Linked DNA regions of Homo sapiens: region 1 is linked to region 2. Evidence: chromatin loops called from intact Hi-C (ENCODE). Cell type or tissue: heart right ventricle. All regions are shown on one strand. Each heading gives the region's core, and the rest is flanking DNA. Links, peaks and the distances in the headings are about the cores only.

Region 1 (11,771 bases), core at 4,499-9,498, 120 kb before region 2:
ACTCTATACTCATTTATATATTGTAAACACCCTATGAGCAAAGTGCTGTTATTGTCCTTGATGCGCAGATGGGAAAACTGAGGCATGGAGCGTTGAAGCAATTTGCCCAAAGTCACATAGGAATGATAGATTAGACTTAGATTCATGCATTCCAGCTGCTTCAGAGCCACACCCATAAAGACTATGCCACCTGCCTCTCACATTCCTGAAGGTACTGTGGTAAAGGTGTGACTTTATCCTTATAACTTTGTTAAACTCTGGGAACAGCCTGATGCAGAATCCCCATACAAGCTATTTCCAGGCTGTCATTTTTCTACCTTTCAGTAAGGCAGACAGCATACACACAGCCTTGTGTTAATGTGTGAAATTAAGGAGAGAGTGGAGTAGGAGAGCTTGGATTTCCCTGACTTACATAGAGAGGGGAAGATGCTGTCTCTGCATTCCCAGAGGGAAAGTGCAGTCAAGGAAGAGCTGGGGGCAGTGTTGGGGAGATGGCTGCCATGTGGATAGATTGGCGGGGTGGGGGAGTTGGCGGGGGGCCTTTCACTAGGAGGATGGGACCTAGGGAGGTGGCGCAAAAAAATAAAGATCGCAATGAAGCAACCCCTAACACCTGAGCAAGGGCCACAGAAGGAAATGGCACTTCTCTTGTTGAAGCAAGAATAGTATGGCTTCTTTGTCTGAAAGATAGAGATAGGGATAGAGAGAAAATTAAAAGTGGTATTAAAACTCCCTAGCTGGTTAAGAGTAACTTGGCACTTTCAATAACTTATTGCACTCAATTTGCAATTTCAGGGCGTTGTGTAATTGCCAAAAAGCAACAGTCGTGGGCTGTATTTAGTCCCACTACCTTATTCACATGTAGTCAAGCATATTTCTTAAATAATTTCGTGTTTTGGGTACTGCAATTTAGTGGCTCTGCAAAGTGGCACCGGAGGGTCTACAGACCCTTGCTGAGATGGGTCAGGACGTGGGTTCACACATGGACTGGAGATGGGTGGGTGATAGAGGGGTTGCCTATCTGCCCACACCCCTCCGGATTTGTACCTTCATTGTCCCGAATGCCTTGGTTAGCACTTCCTCAGAAAACCTTGAGATATGGATTCAAGTGCAAGTCATTTATTTGAGGGGTGACCCCAGGAAGTACTGGGTTGGGAGTGGGAAAGTGAGATAGGTAATGGAAGGAGGCTAATACGAAGAGCTTTTATCAGGCAGTTTTCACTGTGGGCAACAGGGTCTTATTCCCACTGGGGTACCAGTGTGGAATATGTGCCTCAGACTTCTTAAAGGTTGAGGGAGGTCAGTCATACCTGAGAGCTACTTCCAGGCGGGGTTATTTTCAGGTACTTCCAGCCCGCTGTGGCTGGGAGAGACTTGGGCCACCATCAGGCAAAGAGCTGAGATACTGGCAATTGGAAGTCAGGCCAGAGTGCACAAGGGGTATGGTTGGAGCCCCAACTTCTCCTTCTAGATCCCTCTCAGCCCCATGACTATTCACCCTCAGGTCCTCACCCCCCTCAAACTTTGCACCTTCTCAGCACAGGGCTGGGTTGTGGCTCGGAAGAGGAAAAAGCTCACTACCCTCTGTGCCCACATCTTGCTTTCCTCTTCACACTCATTGAAACAGTGACACACGTAGTCATTTGCTTTCTGGGCTAGCCAAGAAAGTCTTTTTTTCTTAAGGTTTCTGAGACACTGGCAAGATCATTATTTTATGAGATCTCGCCATAATGACTTGACTGGAGAGAATGAATTGACTGGAGAATTAGGCTGAGAGCCTGCCACCCATTAAATCATTGCTCCAATGTAAGCCTACTTTTAGAGTTCTTAAAACGTGAATACAAATTTTTGGAAGAGATTCTCTTTGTGAGTTGGGTGTGGTCTTGGTTCTGCCTGTCCTCTGGGGTATGTGTGTCCAGGGTGTCTTCTCCATTATCACAGTGGCCCTTTGGTTGTCTGTATTTGGATAAATGGGGTGGAGCACAGGATAAAATGCTTCAGAATTTGAGGCCTCCGTTCCAGGATCTTGTGGTGGAGGAGAACACCTGTTCTTTACCATCTATTCAAGGGGAACCATCTTACCATCCCAATTCAAGAACATCCAATGTTCTTGAAGTGTTCTAGACAGAGGGCCGAGCTTCTCGTTAATCTGGGACATGCTCTTCTTGGGCGGTGGTGATTTATTGTGGGCGTGCATGTGTTCTTGCCTAGGCAATAAAAGAGGTGCAATTGAGCTGTTGGGTTGATTTATTTGGCTCTTTCCTGGTATTGTCAAGAGAGCAGACACCTTAGAGAACTTGTGCAAAACTCAAGGAACAGACTGAAGGTGAAGAAAGTTCAAAAGGCAAGAAAAAAAATCATAAGATGGATGCCGTAAGGGCAAAAAAAAAAAAAAAAAAAAAGAAATGGGGCCAAGGCAAACTTGTGAAATCTCAGCCTCCCTTCTCATTTTCCATGTCCTGCAAGATCGATCCAATACCTAAACAAAGGATTGTATGAACTGGACCACAGTCAGATGTGACTACAAAATTACAGACCAAACAAAGGACCACAACTGCCTAGGGAATCTGTTTCCCTCTTCATTCCTGTTCATTTAAATGTAATTCTTAGTCACTCTTGTGAGACAATTTTAAAAATAGAAGCTCTGAAATCCATTGGCAGGCTACTTGTTGACAAGCTAAAACTGTCAGACGCTTGATTGTTCCAAAGAAATGGAGAAAATCAACGGAGGCTACAAAATCTAGCCCATAAGTAAGAGACAAAATCAATAGAGGGTTCTAGCCTGTATGGCAAATGCTATCTTCCTTGCATATTCCTCTTTCTATAATCATTCTTGCTTCCTGAGTCCAAGATTTGATGGAAAAATTCGTTTTTACGGCATGAGGGAGCCTTCTGGTGTGCTCCAGAATACTCTATAAGAGAGGTCGACAAATTTTTCCTGTAAAGGACCAGATAATATTTTAGGCTTCACAGACATGTGGTCTCTGTCATCACTACTCAACTCTGATGGAAGTGCAAATGCAGCAGATGATACGTAATCATACGTAAACAAATGGGCACAACTGTGTTCCAGTAAAACTTTATTTACAAAAAGGAGGCCGGATTTTCTGTTTGTGGGCGGGAGTTTGCTCATGCCTGCTTTACATCTTGAGCTGAATGATAGTTTCATAAGCATATAGATATGGCAAATTTCACCAAGCTCTGGCCCGCTTAGGATTTTGCACATTGGTATTTAGGTTATGCCTCCATTTTAAAAAAATGAGATACAACTTTTCTCTTTAATAAGCATAGTGTCATAGATTTTCTGGTGAATCCTTTTAAAATTGGTGTCTGCAATAGATAGGGTATTGATGCAGCAGCCTGTAACAGGGATCCACCACAGTGGCTTGAGAGTTGATTTCTCTCTGTGTACTGTGGCTCCACCCATTAGGGACCCAGGCTCCTTCCCCCACTTGCTCTGCTACCTTAGCTTGTTATCTTTGTCTCCCTGGAAAGGAACAAGGAAAAAGGGGAGAGGGGGGCACCACCTTTCTTTTTTTTAAATTTTTAATCATTATGGATATATAATAGTTGTACATATTGATGATGTACATGTGGTATTTTGCTATAAGCAAACAATGTATAATGATCACATGAGGATAGGTGGCATATCCATCACTTCAAGCATTTATCATTTATTTGTCTTAGGAACATTTTAATTCTACTATTTTAGTTATTTTGAAATATACAATAAATTATTAACTATAATTGTTCTAGTGTGCTACCGAACACTAGATCTTATTCCTTCTAACTGTATTTTTTATTTTTAGAATTTTTATTTATTTTTTGAGACAGAGTCTTACTCTGTCACCCAGGCTGGAGTGCAGTGGCGCGATCTTGGCTCACTGCAAACTCTGCCTCCTGGGTCCTAACAATTCTCCTGCCTCAGCCTCCTGAGTAGCTAGCATCACAGGTGCACACCACCATGCCTGGCTAATTTTTGCGTGATTTTTAGTAGAGACAGGGTTTTGCCGTATTGGCCAGGCTGGTCTCAAATTCCTGACCTCAGGTGATCTGCCCACCTCGGCCTCCCAAAATACTGGGATTACAAGCACGAGCCACCGTGTCGGGCTCTAACTGTATTTTTTAAAATACAATTAACCTTGAGTAATTGCCACACTGTCTTCCACAATGGATGAACTAATTTACACTACCACCAACAGTGTAAAAGTGTTCCTATTTCCCCACAAGCTCTCCAGGATCTGTTGTTTCCTGACTTTTTAATGATCGCCATTCTAACAGGCGTGAGATGGTATCTCACTGTGGTTTTGATTTGCATTTCTCTAATGACCAGTGATGATGAGCTTTTTTTCATGTTTGTTGTCTGCATAAATGTCTTCTTTTGAGAAGTGTCTGTATATACCCAAAAGATTATAAATCATTCTACTATAAAGACACATGCACATTCATGTTTATTGCAGCACTATTCACAATAGCAAAGACTTGAAACCAACTGAAATGTCCATCAATGACAGACTGGATAAAGAAAATGAGGCACATATACACCATAGAATAGTATGCAGCCATAAAAAAGGATGAGTTCATGTCCTTTGCAGGGACGTGGATGAAGCTGGAAACCATCATTCTCAGCAAAGTAACACAGAAACAGAAAACCAAACACCGCATGTTCTCACTCATAAGTGGGAGCTAAACAGTGAGAACACATGGACACAGGGAGGGAAACATCACACACTGGGGCCTGTCAGTGGGTGGGGGGCTAGGGGAGGGATAGCATTAGGAGAAATACCTAATGTAGATGACAGGTTTATGGGTGCAGCAAACCACCATGGCACGTGTATACCTGTGTAACGAACCTGCACATTCTGCACATGTATCCCAGAACTTGAAGTACAAAAAGAAAAAAAAAAAAACCATTAACAATTCCCTTTTATACCCCCATGCCCCACTACCCTTCCCAGCCTCTGGTAATCATCATTCTACTCTCTATGTCCATGAGATCATTTTTATTTTAGCTCCCACATATTAGTGAGAACGTGTGATATTTATCACTCTGTGCCTGCCTTATTTTGTCACATCATTTCTTCTCTTATCCCTCTGGCCATGAATCAAATAAAGGCTGGGCATTCTGTTATTATAGAAGAAAGGAAGAACAAATATTGAAATATTGAGAGTCTACCAGCAGTCTGGTCTTTGTCTCCCAGGGAATATGATATCTGTTTCCCCAATGGCTTTTAACAGACTGTTACTTGTCCTCTGTATGTGCCAGTGATAAGTTGGGGGTTCTATAAAAATGATGACTTTCCAGATTCTAAATCAGAGACAGTAGAGAAGATTAATTGTGCTATGCTTATATTTATTCCTCTACCTATATTTACACACGTGGAACAATATTTTAATTAAATCTGACATCCTTCAGAATGAAACAGAGCCTGTTCTATTACAGGGGATTTTTTAAAACAGGTTGGATAATTACTGGTGTGTGGGCAGTCACCCACATATAATGACTCTTCAAGTCAAGTTAGTGATGGGAGCATCTTAGCCCAATCCCTGGACAAGCCCTGGCCTTCCCATGATCACGGTGAACTCTCCACGCTACAGAAAAGCAGAGGGTGGCCTGGGAAGTGCAAATGGTGAGGTGTCTGGGCAGGGACATCTTCTCCAGTGCAGCATGGAGGCTTGGCTTGATGAAAGCCAGCCAGGTGATGGCAGGATCATTGGGCTGCTGGGGAGAAGGCCTGGGCTTCATTCACTCATAATTCCAGTGTGATCTTGATCCAATTGCTTCATTTCTCTGAGTCTGTTTCCTCATCTCTAATGCAGTGATTCTTTGCTCTAGCCTTCTCTTGAGCCAAACATTCACAGCTGAAGTTATTTTGGAACCCTCTCCCCTTGGTTGTCTTGCAGGCTATGCCAACTCCACTTGTCAAAACAGAACTTACTGTGTACCTTCCTAATCTGCTCCAGTCTAGTGACCATTCCTGCTCATTGCTCTGAAATGCATCCGGCTGGATTATTTGAAGTGTCATTGCGCCTTGCTTTTGCTCTGGTCTCTGCCTGGATACCCTTTCCTTCCTTCTTTTTGGGATCAATTTGCAATCTTTCTTCCAAATAGCAATCACCTCCTCTGTGAAGTCTCCCCTGATACCCTCTCTTCCTCTCAGGTTAAGTGCCACTTCTGTCTCCAGAGTCTCATGGATATGTCATGTTTGCCTCTTGGTGTTGACATTAATTGTGTATCTCTCTATTTCCTCTTGGGAGCAACTTGAATGACCACTTTCTTAATTCACTTTTTATCTCCAGTGCCAAGCACTGTGTTTGCTATTGGTAGGTGACTATGAACGTGTGTTGCTTTTGAGCAATCTGTTGATATGAGGAAACTCGATGACTTGTAGAGTCTGTGCCAACTGTAAAATACTAGGACTCGCCATCTCCAGCATCAAATATCTGAAATACTGTTGCAGGTGTAGTGGTGAGAGCAGAAGTTGGGATCTTTATTGCAAGAAAAGCAGTCATGATGACGTGGGAAATACAAATTCACTCCCCAAGCTTCTGAGTGCCAGCTGTACCAGGCAGCATACCAGGGCCTGGAAATACTGCAGAGAACAGGCAGTCTCTCCCTGTAGGGCCATTCCATTCCCCTGGGGGAGATAACAGTTCCTGCTCTCTTGGGGAGATTGGCATGAGAGCCAATTGATGAGGAAATAGAATATCAGGTCATTGCAAGCGCCCGGAGGCACAGAAAGCAGGGTCAGGGAGTGGAGACACTGAAGGGAAGGAAGGTCTTTGTAAAGAGCTGACATCAGAAGAGACTGGAATGAAGCGATAGTGAGAATCGCATATCAGGAAAAACTTGGGGAGAGGTTGGTGCGTGGCATGGATGCGGAAAAGCTTGGCTCTTCTCATGGAAATTACTCCTTTTCAACATCCATTCTTAATCTGGGAAGCCGCATCAAGTAGATGGGCTCAGGAATCAGTCAACCCAGAGACCAGCCAGAGCCTTAAGGTGGGACCTGCTGGGAACAGATTAACTGGGCCAGGTAGATTTCACCCTTCAGGATTTTGAACTGGTAATACAGAAAGGATGCACAAGTTGCAGGCACAGAAAAACAGATGAGGTTATCTGTGGAGACCAGCTGGGTTGTGTTAATGGTGGAGAACTTGGATGAAGATCTGGGGACTGGGAGAGCAGCCTGAGGTTCTAGAATTCTCCTCCACCTGCAGGCTCTGAGATGGTCAGAGAAGTATCTTGGCATCTAGGACCCTCCATCTCCCTTCACTGCTCCAGGTGCACTCCAGTATTAAACCTCTCTTATTTCAGGAGGCTGAAGGAGCATCTGTTTCTTGCATCTAGAAGACTTCAGGCGAAAGAATTTGAGGGGTTGAAAGCAAACCTGCTAAGACATATTCCAAGGGGATTTAGCTCCGGGGCAGTAGATGGAGGCTCTGTGTAGTGCTCTGATTTCTCCTAGACAGCCTTTAAGAAACCAAAGTATTAAGTCAGCTCTTGCCTAAAGAGACATTCAGCAATTTCCAAGCCCATGATGTAGGGTTGGTAATGATGGGGAAGATTTTCCACAGACAGCTCATGCCATATCTGTGCATGGGTGCCAGTGCCTGGCCTCAGTGTCCTGCCTTTATTCTGGATGGTGGGGATAAATGATCTCTTTTTCTGGGTGGTAGGCTTTCTTGGATTTATGGACTTCATCCATGGAAGAGCGGAAACTAGACTACCCCTTATCAAAATTGGCAGAGGTGGTCTTATTGTCTTGGAGGCTTTGGGGTTAGGCCCAATTAGGGCTGGATTTCAGCTCTACCACTCACTGGCTGGGTCTTTGTAAACCTTCGTAACTTTTCTGTTAACTGGTAATAAAAAGTTCTTCCACTTAAGTTTGATGAGAAAACTAAATGAGAATTATTTTAAAAGTAAAGTACCTGGTGAATATGGGTAATGTAATAAGGTTGTTTAAGGTCTAGGAGACCATGTAAGGGAAAATACACTTTCATAGTTGAGCAAACAGCCTTAGATTTGCCTGGTACAGATATTGCAAAGTCTTTACAAGCATAAATAAGTAGTGTTAAAATAAGATTTGTCTGGCTGGGCACAGTGGCTTACACCTGTAATCCCAGCACTTTGGAAGGCCAAGGTGGGCAGATCACTCGAGACCAGGAGTTTGAGACCAGCCTGGCCAACATGGTGAAATTCCATCTCTACTAAAAATACAAAAATTAGTCAGGTGTGGTGGCGCACGCCTGTAATCCCAGCTACCAGGGAGGCTGAGGCACGAGAATCACCTGAACCCGGGAGGCAGAGGTTGAAGTGAGCCAATATCACACCACTGCACTCTAGCCTGGGCGACAGAGTGAGACTCTGTCTCAAACAAACAAAAAAAAAAAAGATTTGTTTGTGGGGTTAACCTGACATTGCTCCTTTGGGATAAATAGGTGGTGTGATTATAGAGTTGGTGAGAAATCCATGCACAGAACTGTTAACTGCTTTATCAGAACGCTCTTGCTAGCAGCAGATTTGACATCAGAATTTTAAGAACTGGGTGTGTTTCCTGACTCTGTTACGCTGCACCATTGCTAGTGTCGCACTGATGTTTCACCCATTTTTGTTTCATAGTGCCAGCCTTTGTTCCTTCAGAGCTGATTTATCATCTCTGAAAGTTCTGGATGTCCAGGCATCAGTGGTGAATCTATCAAAGATGGCCCATGATCTCTTGGAGGCCTGACTCTAATCATCAGGATTATCCCATTAGGGATAGAATGGAGGCCACTCTACATGCACCTATTTGGTCTTTGATCATTCTCATGCCCCCAGCCAAAGGGAAATTGAGAAGGCTGTCTGGGTGATCAGAACAGTTGTCCATGACAAATTGAATGGAGGTCACCTCCTCTGGGGTTCCTGACAACTGGGAATAAATCCAGGCTGATGACCCAGATGGGAAGGCTGCCCAGTATGTAAATGGTCAGTCATCATTCTTGTCTTGCTGGACAGCTTCACGGAGATTAATCTCCCTAAAGCTGTCCGGCACCCTGAGTGAGGTGTCAGTTCAGGTGATTTCCCCAGTGTCCCGTTCTGATCTCTGCTGTCCGCTTGCAAGCTTTCCTAAAAGGATTCTGCAACACAGGCAAAGTATTTGTTGCAAGAGTACAAGGCAGCAAATGCAAGGTATTTGTTTGGGATTGATATCATTAGAAGGAAGAAGAAGAAAGGGTTGGAGAGGATGACAACGAAAGAGAAAACCCTGGACACTGGCATATTCAATGTTCTTTTTAAAAGAAGAGGAGAGTGTGCGTGAATTTCTGGTTTCAGATCTGACTTATCAACTACCAATGAAACTTTACAGAATGGAATTCCAAAGCATACATGCTCCATTCTGAGTGAAAGTCAATAAAACCAGCCATACATATTTATTGCCCCTTGTAAAAATAAGATTGTGTCTTTATTTTTTAATACAAATTATTTTTAATGGAGGCTCTGCAGCCTGTGTAACCCTGTCCCCAAGCTTCCCTACAATCTCCCATAGCCGTTCTGAAATTTACATTTAGGAATGTTGTTTGCTGTGATAAACTGTTCAGTTGTGCTCCATTGGCTTTAGACCATTTAACCTCAAGACAGCTGCCTCTCCACCACTTCAACCCAAATATTCAATATTTTAATTTCATGCTAAGATGTAAAGAACGATTTGTGTTTTTCAAGTGTTGAAAAGAGAGAAAATACCCTTAAATGGCGATAGTAATGTTGCTTAAAGGAACTGTGTATGATAGAAGTTAGAGGATGGGAACCCTATTTTGTAATCCCCAAAATTGTGATCTTTCCATTAAGTTGTTATTTCATATAGAACTTACTGTCAATTTAGACCTCAAGTCCTACGTATTGTTACTAGATGACAGCTTCCCAATCTGATCCCTTTGCACTTAATATTTTCCGCCTGAAGTGAAGGACCCTGAGTTGGCGGTTACCTGTCATCTGGGTAACATTGGTGTCTGAATTCAGCTTATTTAGGTTTACTTTGATCAGAGTTCTTTCAGAGACTCCCCGTCCCACACTCAGCTTTGCGCCACCTGCAAATCTTGTAAACCAGTATAATAAGGTGATCCTGGTTAGGACTGGACCTTAGTCACAGCTTTGGGGACCTCAAAGAACAAATACTGAACAAATAGGTAGTTAAATGTTGGGGGTGTGTATTTTGCTACATAAGAGAGGGAGATGTGGATTTATATTTGAGGCAAACTATCCCTTTGTTTTGAGAAAACTTTCTTTTAGTTATATGAATATAAAGCAAGTGGTATCTATTGTTATTGAGGAAGGCCTTTGCTGTGGTCAAGTAACTAGATTTTACTGGGAAATCTCCCTATTTCAATTTGATTGCATACATTGCATACATTTTAGTAATATAATTTGTGTGCATCTTTTAGCTGGGTTATGTCTTTGCGGACTTCACAGTTTTTTAGGGGACGAGCTGCTACTTTTCTCAGTAAATTTAATTGTAAGTTATGTTTGGGAGGATGCACGTGTGTTCTCGTCCTAGGAGCTGTTTGCAGGACATCCAAAGGGAAGAACCTGAGAACTGCAATAAGGCCTGACAGCATGAGTTCTATTTCAGCCTGGACCACTGCCGTTATTTAACTCTGAATCATCCTGATGACCTTGGGAAATGGATAATTAGACTATTGCCTTCTGATGATTTGGGGGGCCCATGTTTCTAGGGAGTGGTCCCACTGTATTTAATCCGGGATAGAGTTTAATTTTAGAACAGAAAATAAAAAACTGGGGAAGGAGATCTTGAACTTGGGTGATGGAAAATATTCCTTTCCTTCTCAGCCCTCAACTGGATAAGTAGTTGTCTGTATCCCTCTGTGCGTCACTTATTCCCTGAAACGGTGGTGTCTGTTTTGCTCATCACTTTACCCCCACGCCTAGCATGATGTCTAACATGCAGCAAGCAATGAATATAGATTTTTTTAAGTGAATGATAGAATGAACAAATACTAAAAATGTTCACCAAAGGATGGCTAAATATACAGCATTCTTAGAATAACTGTACCTTAAATTACAAGACGTCTTCCTTACTAGAACGTACAGTTTTTGAGGGAAAAACAAAAAGACACGGTTCAGCTTGTCATCCAGCTTTTAATGAACCACCATTTGGGTCCTATTTATAGTGTGTTCTCTCTAGCTGGGTGGAAATGGGTTGGTTTTACTTTCCAATGCATGGGGACAAGCTGTGAAAAGTGCGTATCAAGATTCATTAAAACAAAAATGAAAGCAAGTTCAGTCTCCAAACCATCTTCTTTCCTTCATTGTAACAAAGAGTTTGCATTTAATGTTGGATCCTGAAACAAAAGTTTGCCCAAGAGTCAATTGTCCCTCTACCTAAGCCTGTTTCCTTCCAGAAGCAGGCAGTTTGTCAGGCCCCCAGAGGGAGGCTGGATCCCTGCAGAAACGGCTTTGAGGGTAGTTCTTTCAGCAAGTACACCATGTCTGTTTCTGGTTTGGCTTTTCAGTTTCCTGGAGTTGTTCTTTTGAACAGAGCGGGCAAAGCCTTGCTAAATACTGCAGCTCATTGAAACCCCAGTGTTGAATCCCCATTTCGGATTGTTTTCAATGTATTGAACTCCCCTGGCTCTCGTGAACTTTCCCTTGGTTCACTGTAGAGGGTGGGTGTTGGAGTCCTGGGAGACTTCTCATATTCTGTTGTTAAACAGCTGTTTCCAGAGGCCTGTTACCCTCACACCCACACAAGTCTGAAAATAGCAGCCATGTC
Region 2 (11,771 bases), core at 2,572-7,571:
TCATCTTCCACATGTACATGAAAGGCTGAGAAGCATCCACTTAGGAAATACGTAGCCGCAAATGCAAACATTATGCTAAAGTTACTGGCACTTCAGCATACTACAGGCAAATGCCACCAGTTAGGCAGGCGTGGTGGCACGTGCCTGTAGTCCCAGCTACTTGAGAGCCTGAGGGGAGAGGATTGCCTGAGCCCAAGAGTTCGAGTCTGCACAGTGAGCCATGATTGTGCCACTGCACTCCAGCCTGGGTGACAGAGAAAGACCCTGTCTCAATAAATAAATCAATCAATAAATAAAAAAAGTTACTGAAATTCCTTGGATAGTGATACATGGAATAGTTGTTTCTTCGATAAAGCTAAATTTAACTATTCGCTCTCATCTAAACTGAGAAATATTAATATATTCAACTGCTCCTTTTTCTTGGTCCTACAGGCTACATATAAAACTGTGATTTTAACAGGATTGTCTCTCTCTAGGGAGATGAAAATAAACTGTATTTTCTGTAAGTAAATTTGAAACCCGTTCCTCAGTTCATGGCTGTGCTGCTTTTTAAATCTTCCAGAGCATGTCTTAGTTGGTAACAGTGGAGGACTGGGTTAGACTAATACTTCTCTGTTTTAATTGGAACCCGGGTTCAAGCAGATGGAAATGCTGTTTTAAGTTATTCTGAAGCTGAATTGTCTGTGACCATTTAACTTGAAGTATAACACTTTGTAGAGACAATCTCTCCATGGATAGGACTCCATTGTACCTGATTTACTGCTTCTTGGCTGTCATTTAAGAAAGCCTTGCAGCTGGCCATCAGCCAGGAAACAAATCCACTGCTTTTCTATTCCTTGGCAACCCTTGGCCTGTCACGTACTTTTGACTGTCTTCCAAACATCGACCTAACAAGACACTCAGATTTCAGTGCTAGCGAAGACACTTTGTCTAGTATTGAGCTAGGATGATGAGGATGGAGGAGACAGTAAGCCCCAGTGCACATCCCTTTCTCCCTCCTCTTGGTCCAAGGAGCACATGCTGCCTCATGGACTTTGGGATGAGTCTTTGCATAGCCAGCTCATTGCCTCATGCATGCCTTGGCAGTAGTTCATGCCACATGCCCTCCCTATGCCCCATTTGGTTGAGTCCAAAAAAGTTATGAGTTTATTGCAGCAGGCTCAAGGGCTGCTAAAGGGAGAAAAGAACACCAGTAGAAGATCCTTCTGGCATCTTAAAAGGCTCTTTGGAGAACTTCACATGAGGACAATGACTCAATGTGGTCCTTTCCAGATTTTCAGTTCTTTCCATGGCAGCTCTAGGAGAACAGAGACCTATTTGAAAGGCTGGCAGGGCCTTTTAGTTACGTTAGCAAAGAAATTCATATTACCTTGAGAAAATATTAGTGGTACACATCAAAAACGGGGAAGGGGATCTGATGGAGATTGGGAAGGGAGATAAACTCCACTCCTTTTTAGTGTTCCCACCAGCACCCGTGGCAGTGCTATTGAGTCCCTTGGATTCCTAACCCAAGTGATTTTGAGTAGGCCTAGAATTTGCCCAGATGTTTTGCAGTGGTAAGTTCTCATTTGAGTGAAGAGTTGAATAGTAATGGAAGCAGAAAAAAATATGCTACAGAGGGTAACAGGTGCCATTAGTAATTTTGCTCAGACTTTTCTAGAAGACTCACTTTCTGTTCTTTGCCTAGTCAAGGCCCATCTTTCCTACTCACTTCTGTCTTAACCTCAAAGCATTCCACAACTGCCCCAGGCCCCAATAATTAGCCTTCTTCAGACCTTCACATTTGTTCCTTAAATGAAAACAGCTCCTCTATTTAGAGGTGCCATGAAGACACTGGCCTATGTATTCTAATTTTCCTCCTGGGATAATCCCTGAGGCACTTTCATGAAACTCCCAGGGCTCTAAAACAACAAATTTGAAAAATCTTTGGCCTCTACCATTTTCCTAGCATGTAGCATAAGATACCTTGTGTTGTGTTTTATCTACTGATTTTCTATTTTACAGAAGTAATATATATTTATCAATATTAGGAAGATACAGGTATATGAAAAGAAAAAAAATGAAAATGCATGTCATCCCAGACTCTGAGATGAACACTAGTAACGTTTTGGACTTTTCCATTTTGATCATTAATCTACGAATTTGTATGGGTATCTATGCTCATAAATATTGATTTAAAGCTAGCCTTTTATTTCAAACTAATACTTTAACATGAATAATTTTAGTGTCATTAATTATTTTTATCCAAGGTCATTTTTCATCTTTAACAAACTTACTGAGGTATAACTGGCAAAAAGTAAGCCACACATAGTTAAAGGGTATATTCTGATAAGTTTTAACCTATGCTTATACCCATGAAACCAACACTGCAATCAAGATAAGGAACATGTCCATCTCCCCTAAAAGTTTTCTTGTGCCTCTTTGTAATCCCACTTTCTTCTTTCTGTCCACACCCACCCCAACCCCTACCCCAGGTAACCACTGAAATGCTGTCAGTATAGATTAGTTTGCATTAGAATTTTATATAAATGGGCCAGGCACGATGGCTCACGTCTGTAATCCCAGCACTATGGGAGGCCGAGGCAGGTGGATCACCTGCAGTCAGCAGTTAGAGCCAGCCTGGCCAACATGGCGAAACCCTGTCTCTACTATAAATACAAAAATTAGCTGAGTGTGGTGGCAGGTGCCTGTAATCCCAGCTACTTGGAAGGCTGAGGCAGGAGAATTGCTTGAACCCAGGAAGTGGGGGTTGCAGTGAGCCGAGATTATGCCACTGTACTCCAGTCTGGGCGACACAGCAAGACTCCATCTCAAAAAAAAAAAAAGAATTTTATATAAATGGAATATTATACTATGCACTCTTTGTGTCTGCATTCTTTGACTCAGCATACTTATTTTGAGGTTCATATTGTTACCTATATCAATAGTTCAATCCCTTTTATCACTGAAGAATATTCTGTTATATGGATATACCACAATTTATTTATCCACTCACATGCAAATGTGGACATTTGTATTGTTTCCAGTTTTGGGCTATTTGAAATACATCTTCTTTTAACATTTATGTACACGTTTGTGAGGCCATATGCTTTCTTTTTCCTTGGATCTTAGGTAATTTTAGTGGCTGCATTATATTCCATTGTATGAATGTACCCTTGTTAATTTAACCCCTATTTCTGATGTTTAGATTGACTCATGATTTGAGTTCCCTTGAAAGTAAAGTCTGAGATCCGAGACAAGGATTTGCAAGAATTTATGTGAGAGAAGCAGAAGAGAGGGGTGGGGAGAGTAAGTCAAGGAAAGAGCAAAGCCACAAAGGTGTGTTAGTGAGTTGCTGATCGCTGTGGGCAACTGAAGCTCAATCCCATGGGGTCCCTTGGAGGAATCACGTAGAATAGTCCTCAAAATGGTCTCTGGATGGAGAGGTTGGAGCATTCGTCCTCCATTTCTTTCTCTCATTGCTGCACTGTGGTCCCCTGGGAATATTAACTACCCCACTTTTCTCTGCCACATCCAACACAGGCAGAATGGCCTTCTGTGGGATCCAAGAAAACTCTGAAGCAGAAAAGCCTTGAGCCAGCAAGGTAAGCCCACAGTGAAAGGCTGGGACCATGCATGAAACTGTCCACCACAGGTGTACTAAAAGCAAGGGGCTGAGGGTAGTGGTGTGAAGAATCTATCTTGCTTCAGTGGTGTCATATTTTGCTATTATATACAACAGAGCATCAAACATCTTTGCACTTAGACTTTTTATTTATTTTTTTAATTTTTTTTTATTTTAGACAAGGTCTCACTCTGTGTCTCCCAGGCTGAAATGTAGTAGTGCAATCACAGCTCACTGCAGCCTTGACCTTCCAGGCTCAAGCACTCCTTCTGCCTCAGCCTGCTGAGTAGCTGGGACTATAGGTGTACGCTACCATGCCTGGCTAATTTTTTTTTTCCATTTGTTTTGTAGAGAGGCAGTCTCACTTTGTTTCCCAGGCCGGTCTCGATCTCCTGAGCTTAAGCAATCCTCCTCCTCAGCCTCCGAAAGTGTTGGGATTATAGCCGTGAGCCACTGCATCCAGCCTGCACTTAAACTATTATATATATGTTATGATATGTTCATAGAAGTGGAGTTGCTAGATTAAAAGGTATGTGCATTGAAAGGGTTTTGATTCTAGTCACCACATTATTCCTTGGAAAGGCCTCAGTTTACCTCTCATAGGTTGTATATGAGGACACCTGTTTCTCTGCTCTTTTGCCAATACTGAGCATTTTCATTAAATGAACAAAGAGAAACTTTGCTAATGGTCAAAATGATTTACTATTTTATATTCCACTTAATTACAGGCCCCACATATCAAGAGACCACACGTTATTCATCAGACACTGGATTCACAAATGAGCATATTTAAAGCAACCATCAAAATTTGTCCATGGTGATGGGACTTTGGGCCTGTAAAAAGTAGCCTATGGTCAGACTGTGTAACACCCTAGTTCCTGAGCTGTCTTTCCCAGTTAACCCCTTCTGATGTGACTTCTGGATTTGTCAGGTGATTTCTGTTCTGCTGCTGAACAGAACTGGGCCCTGCTCAGTGTCTCACTTAACCTGTGCCTTGCTGGTTCGATGCTGGGTCCATGCCTGCCCTCACAACTGACCTCTGTCCTTTATATCTCTCCAAAAATATTATGTCTTACCTAACAGCTTGTCTTCACTGGCGCCTGCCTTGTAGTTAGGACATGTGGGACTTTTTGACCCTTCATAATCCTGGAAGTCAGGCCAATGACCCTGGCTGTAGAACTTATTATGTCTGATGGCATTCAAGAGGCTGCCCCAAGACCCCAAATCTTAACTAATTAAGATACATGAGGAAGAGATCTTTTGAGAACACAGAGAGAGAAACACTTGCTGGCATTTCATTTTGGGCACAAGGCATGACTGTGCATCCCAGGCTGTGACCCAAATGTCTGCCTCAGAGCTTCTGGGCTCTTCTCTGTCCTGGGCTTTCACCTGTTGGGTTGGCACTGCCTGTGGCCCCACACGTGGCTATCCCCTTTCTGACAGCTGTGCTCCAGCAGGTGGTGTGAGCCACCCTCATCACCTGCTGTCTGCACTGACACTTGATCACTTGAAGCTGTGCATTTGCTTCCATGTGCACATTTTGCCCTCCATCAGCTTGCCAGCCAGCAGTACTTTCTAAATCTGTGACATGCATGCCCAGCTTCCCAGGGCTGACCACAATCATCCCCACTTCAACACCCACAGATGGCTGTATTTCAGGGCTTCATTTGACCTGCCATTTGGCTTAAGAGAAAGTGTGTGGAGAAAAGTCCTGGACAAAGGATAGGAACAGGGCCAAATCAGAAAGCCTCTGAAGAGACTGGACAGCATTATTGTTTGAGAGAATGGACAGTCCTGATATCAGAGACTGACCCTACGGGAATCCCTAACAATTTCTTTTTCTAAATAACCTCGACTTAATGAACAGCAATTTTTCAGTTTTAAACTGTGTTTTGCTTTCTTTCATTTTGTTTTTTGACCGTCATACAGACTCTGATGACAGGTCAACTGACTATGGACCATGATGTGCATTACTGACAGAATTGAAATTGTTTGTAAAGGCATGTCCAGTAAATATGGTACTGCTGTAAGGAAAGAATAGAAAAGAAAGAGGTACAGAGAAAGAGAAAATTGTATTCCCTAAAAAACTACTATTAGCAGTAAGAGAGTGCAAAAGAAAGACAACTATACAAAAATCTATAGCTATATCATTAAACCAGCAGTGCCCAATAAGAAAATATAATGGAGCCTAGAGGAGAGGCCAATTCTTCATGCTCTCAACACATAGAATTTACTGGGTAAAGTATAACAAAATTACTTCTGAAATAATAGAGGAGCTCAAATATAAGTATGTGAAATCCACAGATACCAGAAAAAAAAGAAAAATCTCCAAGCCAATAAAAAATAGCACAAACGATATAAATAACAAGAAGAAACCCAAATAACGAGTAAAGATACGGACATCATTAGTAATCACAGAAATTCACATCAAAACAACAGTGAGAGTGTTTATAACCAACAGATTATAAAACAAACATTTTGATTTTTGACAATGTGAGCTAGAGGTGAGGATTCAGAAAAGAAAATGGAAACTCCCTTTGACTGCTCATGGAAGCAGTGCTTCCCAATTATTCATGGTGCAGAATCAGGTCCTTTTATTCTTTTTTTCTGATAAGAAATTATTATATAATTGGTCATACCCCATATCCAGCTCCAAATACAGCATATTTTTTTTCAACATCATATTTTAAAAATAACATTTTTTTTCATTTATCCCTCATATGTCTTCTAAGACACTACTCCTTAAATATTTTGATTTTCACAGTGAAAAGCTTTTGGCCTCACTTAACCCATATTGTCCAAATGAGCCCTTTCCACAATTTGTTTTAGCATTACTATTGTTATTTTAAAATAATCAGGTTTTCTTTTTCAGTCCGATGCTTTTGTAAAATATAAAATTCATGTTTGGATATCATAGAAATATCAAATTATGATAAACACTTCTAAACACTTACTCTTAATGTCTGTACTTATCACAGACCAATAAGTCATGGTTCATGGACCAGACTCTAAATTTTTATGGTCAAAGAATGAATTGAAAGTATGTTAAAATTAAGCTAAATTAAAAAAAAAGTTTACCTTATACTTCGACAACCTACTTCTAGAAATCTATCCTAAATATAAGTTGGTTTAAGACACAAGGAAACAAACTAGAAATATATATTAATAGGAGAAAAGATGATTATAGTCTAGCCATATGGTGGCATATATAGCTGCTAAAACGAATAAACAATATTTACATAAAATTGGAAAGAAGTTACAAAAATGGGCTCACATTATTCAAACATGCATATGTTTGAAAAGCATAGAACACACATCTAGAAATGCATGTATTTATGTGTACAAGTGTGCATAAACACAAACCCTAAATTGTTAGTGGTGCTTACCTTTGGTGATGGGATTGGTGGGAAATTTGCATGTGCTATTTTATAACAAGTAAGTATTTCTGTTTAGAATCTCTTTATTTTCTGTTTGGAATCTCTCAGTTTGTCAAAACCCTACTGACAAAATTGCTGCAATTTCCATTTATTCCTGAGTATGTGGTCAACAACAGACAGTAGCCTGTAAGGGAAACCCAAGTGTCTGCTCGAAGCTGGAACAGGAACCCCAGACTTCTAGGAGAGCAGATGTTTCTAAACACATGGCCACATCCAGAAAGAAGCAGTGCAGATCTTTTAGGGCCTCCCAAGAATCCAGCATAAGACACATTCTTTCAGGCCCTAATCAAGTTCCCTGCTGTGTGCCAGGAGCTGCAGAGACCAGACACAGAGTATCAGACATGTTAGAACAGGATGGGCTGTCTTCACAAGGAGCTTACCAGCTGCCTGGAGAATAATCCAGACAAAACACAAAGGAAGTCCTTTAATGAGCACCCACACTACAGGACAAAGAACCAAAATAGAAACAGGATCCCATAACATCAGAAAGAAAACAAAGATCCTTACTGCCATTGTATTAGTTAATATAATTCTAAAACAGATATAGGGACGTTGCTATTGGAAATGAGAAAACAAAAAGTATTATTAGAGATGATATAATTGCCTACTGAGAAACCCCAAGATAATTAAAAAGTGGCTATCTTTATGGGAGTTTAGTAAAATGACTGGTTAAAGATAAGTGAACAAAAGTAACCAGCTCTCCTGCTCTCCCTGAAGTAACTAACCAAGATATATGAGGTGTTGGGGAAACAACACTCCACCCTAAAATGTCTAGACATAATGTTAATTTTAAAACTGAATCTATGTGAGGAAAATTACAAACTGCAACTGAGAAAGTTACAAGAAAACATGAATATATGAATATAGAATAAGATGATTGGATGAATACAGAATAAGAAGACTGAATATTATGGAGGTAAATTTTTCCCAAATTAGCATATTGGTTTAACACACTCCAAGAGTAATTAATTGAGCTGCTCTGCTAGATATTAAAGCATAATATAAATTGTGAAAAATTACGTGAGAGGACCTTGGTTCAATACTTTTTATTTTTTTAGAGATGGGACCTCAGGACGGGTGCGGTGGGTGGCTCACGCCTGTAATCCCAGCACTTTGGGAGGCCGAGGCAAGCAGATCATTTGAGGTCAGGAGTCCGAGACCAGCCTGGCCAACATGGTGAAATCCCGTCTCTACTAAAAATATAAAAATTAGCCAGGCATGGTGGCGCACCTGTAATCCCAGCTACTCAGGAGGCTGAGACAGGAGAATCGCTTGAACCTGGGAGGTGGAAGTTGCAGTGAGCAGAGATCACGCCACTGCACTCCAGCCTGGGCAACAGAACGAGACTCAGGCTCAAAAAAAAAGAAAAAGAAAAAAGAAAAAAAGAGATGGGACCTGACTGTGTTGCTCAGTTTGGAGTATAGTGGCTATTCACAGGTCCAATCATAGTAGCACACTGCAGTCTCAAACTCCTGGGCTCAAGCAATCTTCCTGCCTCTTAATACTTCTTCTAGAAAGAGACACATTATTTCATTGTTCTACTTTTTTGTGTGTATGTATACACACACAAACACACACAGACACATTAAAAACTACGGAAATGAGATCATATACTGGCATGGAAATGGATATATATCATCAACGAAAACAAAGTGATTGTAAAAAAGAGTCCTGATATATGAGAAGATAACAGATAACAAAGGAAGACTCACAAACCAATGGGTTAAGAGATTATTCGTCAGAGTTGAAAATAATTGACTCGGGGGAAAGTGTTATATTCACATCTCACATCATGCAAAGAATAAAATGCAAATACTTTTAAGAATTAGGTATAAAACATAAAAGCAGGCTGGGTGCAGTGGCTCACGCCTGTAATCCCAGCACTTTGGGAGGCTGAGGCAGGCGGATCACCTGAGGTTGGGAGTTCGAGACCAGCCTGACCAACATGGAGAAACCCCGTCTCTACTAAAAATACAAAATTAGCCCGGTGTGGTGGCGCATGCCTGTAATCCCAGCTATTCTGGAGACTGAGACAGGAGAATCGCTTGAACCCGGGAGGTGGAGGGTGTGGTGAGCCAAGATCACGCCATTGCACTCCAGCCTGGGCAACAAGAGTGAAGCTACGTCTCAAAAAAAAAAAAAAAAATTAGGTATAAAACATAAAAGAAAAAAATAGCGGAGAAAATGTTGATAGGCATAGAAAATGTTTTAGAATAAAGTTCTCATTTACCACAGTTATATGACCTAAAAGATGCCTAAGAATAAATTTACACAAGGTATGCAAAACCTTTTATGGAGAAAAATACAAAACAGTACTGAAAGATGTGTAAGATGGCCTAAATATATGCAGAAATATAGCAGGTTCATGAAAGGAAAGACAAGATCGGGAAGATGATGCTTCTCAAACTAATCTATAAATGCAATGTAATTCAAATCAAAATCTAGAAAGGATTTTCTGTGGAAACTGATGAGCTGACCTTAACATTCATATAGATGAGAAAGAGACCATAATAGTTAAGACACATGAAACTTGCCCTACCAAATATCAAGACTTACTTTTTAAAATATAGTAATTTAGATAGCATGCTACTTGTGCAGAGTTGGACAAAACAGATCCAGGCATACACAGAGATTTGATGCGTGACAGAGAAGATCTTACAAATTAGTGGGGCAAGTATAAACTATTCAACAAACGAGTCTGGGAAATTAGTTATCCTTCTGAAAAGAAAATTAAGTCACTAGCTTATATCACACAAAGATAAATTCCAGACAAAGATTTAAATGTCAAAAGAAACCATGTAAACTTCTGGAAGAAAATAAAGGAGAAAATCTTTATAATCTTAAATCTTCCATAGACAAGCACAAGAAAACAAAACCCTTAATTAAGGAAAAAATAGACAAATATAACTACACTAAAATTACAAACTTAAATACAAGAAAAAAGCACCTTAAAATTAAAAGAAATTATAGACAGGAAGAAGATATTTGCAATGCATATAATCAACAAATGTTGGTATTTAAAATATGTAAAAAAATGTTTACAATTCAGCAAGAAAAAGACAAATACTCCAAATGGGCAAAATATATGAAAAAGCAAATTCACAGAAGAGGAAACTTGAATACCAAATGAATGGAATGTTGCTCTATTTCTCTAGTTTTTAGGAAATGCAAACTAAACAAGAATATGCCATTTCACAGCCAACAGATTTGCAAAATGAAGGAAAAGAAACTTTCATACATTGGTGGTATAAGTTGATAAATCATGCTGGAATGAAAGTTCTCACTCTACCTTTGTGAATCTTTAACCTAGAGAGGTTATCTGACATGTGCACAGTGAATCACACACCAGATTGGTTTTTGCAGCATGTTTGTAATGGTGAAAAATGGAAGTAACTTAAATGTTCACCAACCAAACAACAGATATGTAGATTGTACTATATTCAGCGATGGAATATTACAGAGCAAATCAAACGAGGGAACTAGAACAACATAGGTAAGATTCATCAAAACAACCAATGAAAAGGCAAGCTCCTCATAATGCCTGATAGGATGCCATTTTCAAAACTAGAGTCTTACTGTGGATACATGCATTTATGGTAATAGTGTAAAATATGGAGAAGATTGATCCAGATGGGGGTGGCCTCCACAGCAAGAGGAAGGGTAGGAACCAGGAAGAGGGCCTGGGGAATGTCAAAATGTTAATATCTGTTACATCTGAGTGTTGAGCACATGGGTATCTGTTATATCACTCTGTATATTAATATATGTTTAAAACATCTTACAATAAAAATGGGGAAATTGTTGATTATACTTTATACATTTTATTTTTTTTAGAGACAGGGGTTTTGCTCTGTCACCTGGGTTGGAGTGCAGTGGCATGAGCACGGCTCACTGCAGCTTAGACCTCCCTGGGCCCAGGTGATCCTCCCGCCACTGCCTCCCGAGTAGCTGGGACCACAGTAGCGTGTCACCATACCTGGGTAATTTTTTCTATTTTTTATAGAGATGAAGTTTCATCATGTTACCCAGGCTGGTCTTGAACTCCTGAGCTCAAGCGATCCACCCACCTTGGCCTCCCAAAGTGCCGGGATTACAGGCATGAGCCACCATGCCCAGTCTCTATATTCTTCTTTAAGCTGGTGGGAGGTTTATGTAGGAATCTTATTTCCCTTAGTACCTCTTCCATTACCTTTGCTCCATAGCAATAGCTATTCCCTGACTTCTTAGTCTACGATAAGGGCAACTGGCATTTTCTCAATCTTACATACAGTAAAAATTTTAAAAAATCTTTAGAAAACTTTGCTATTCTTATTTACCATAATATAAATTCTAAAATAAAAACTGTGTATTCGCTGTGCAAACACAGTTTCAAATATGTGTGCCATCCCTTCCCCACCCCCTAGCTCCAAATATATTGTAGCTTCTAAGTCTATCCTGGATAGAAATTCTGAGGCCAGCAGTGTGCACAGCTTTCCAAAGATCAAGGAGGCACGTAATTGGGAAGCTTCGGAGTTGTCCTTCTCCATCAATGGCCAGAATTATAAGTGGAGAACTACAAACTCAACAGTGTATGGAACAAAGCTATTCCATATATGTTGTGAGCACGAAACATCTTGGACATGGCTAATGTGTAGCTTCCATCTGGCATTTTTGGTATTGTGTAAAATTGTTATGTCAGCAACAGATGGTAAAGCTAAGTGTTAGGAGATATTACTTATGCCCAGTTATCA

The links. Hi-C counts contacts between places; a loop is a spot of excess contacts. Peaks named below come from ENCODE experiments on the same cell type or tissue, not always from the same donor. Only the 100,000 strongest peaks of a DNase experiment are listed, where the experiment ranks them.
Region 1: it touches region 2 in a loop (2.2-fold over the local background); 21 of 110 quality-filtered maps call a loop at or near these places.

Annotation. Positions count from the first base shown.
Region 1 is chrX:13,473,767-13,485,537 of GRCh38, reverse strand. No RefSeq gene overlaps it. Among named protein-coding and RNA genes, the nearest start is that of EGFL6, 90 kb to the left of the region's middle. In heart right ventricle, for the core only: no CTCF peak of the experiment used is centred there; a DNase peak (open chromatin) is centred at 6,645; H3K27ac peaks cover 1,388 bases.
Region 2 is chrX:13,353,704-13,365,474 of GRCh38, reverse strand. No RefSeq gene overlaps it. Among named protein-coding and RNA genes, the nearest start is that of LINC01203, 24 kb to the right of the region's middle. In heart right ventricle, for the core only: no CTCF peak of the experiment used is centred there; DNase peaks (open chromatin) are centred at 5,114 and 7,314; H3K27ac peaks cover 795 bases.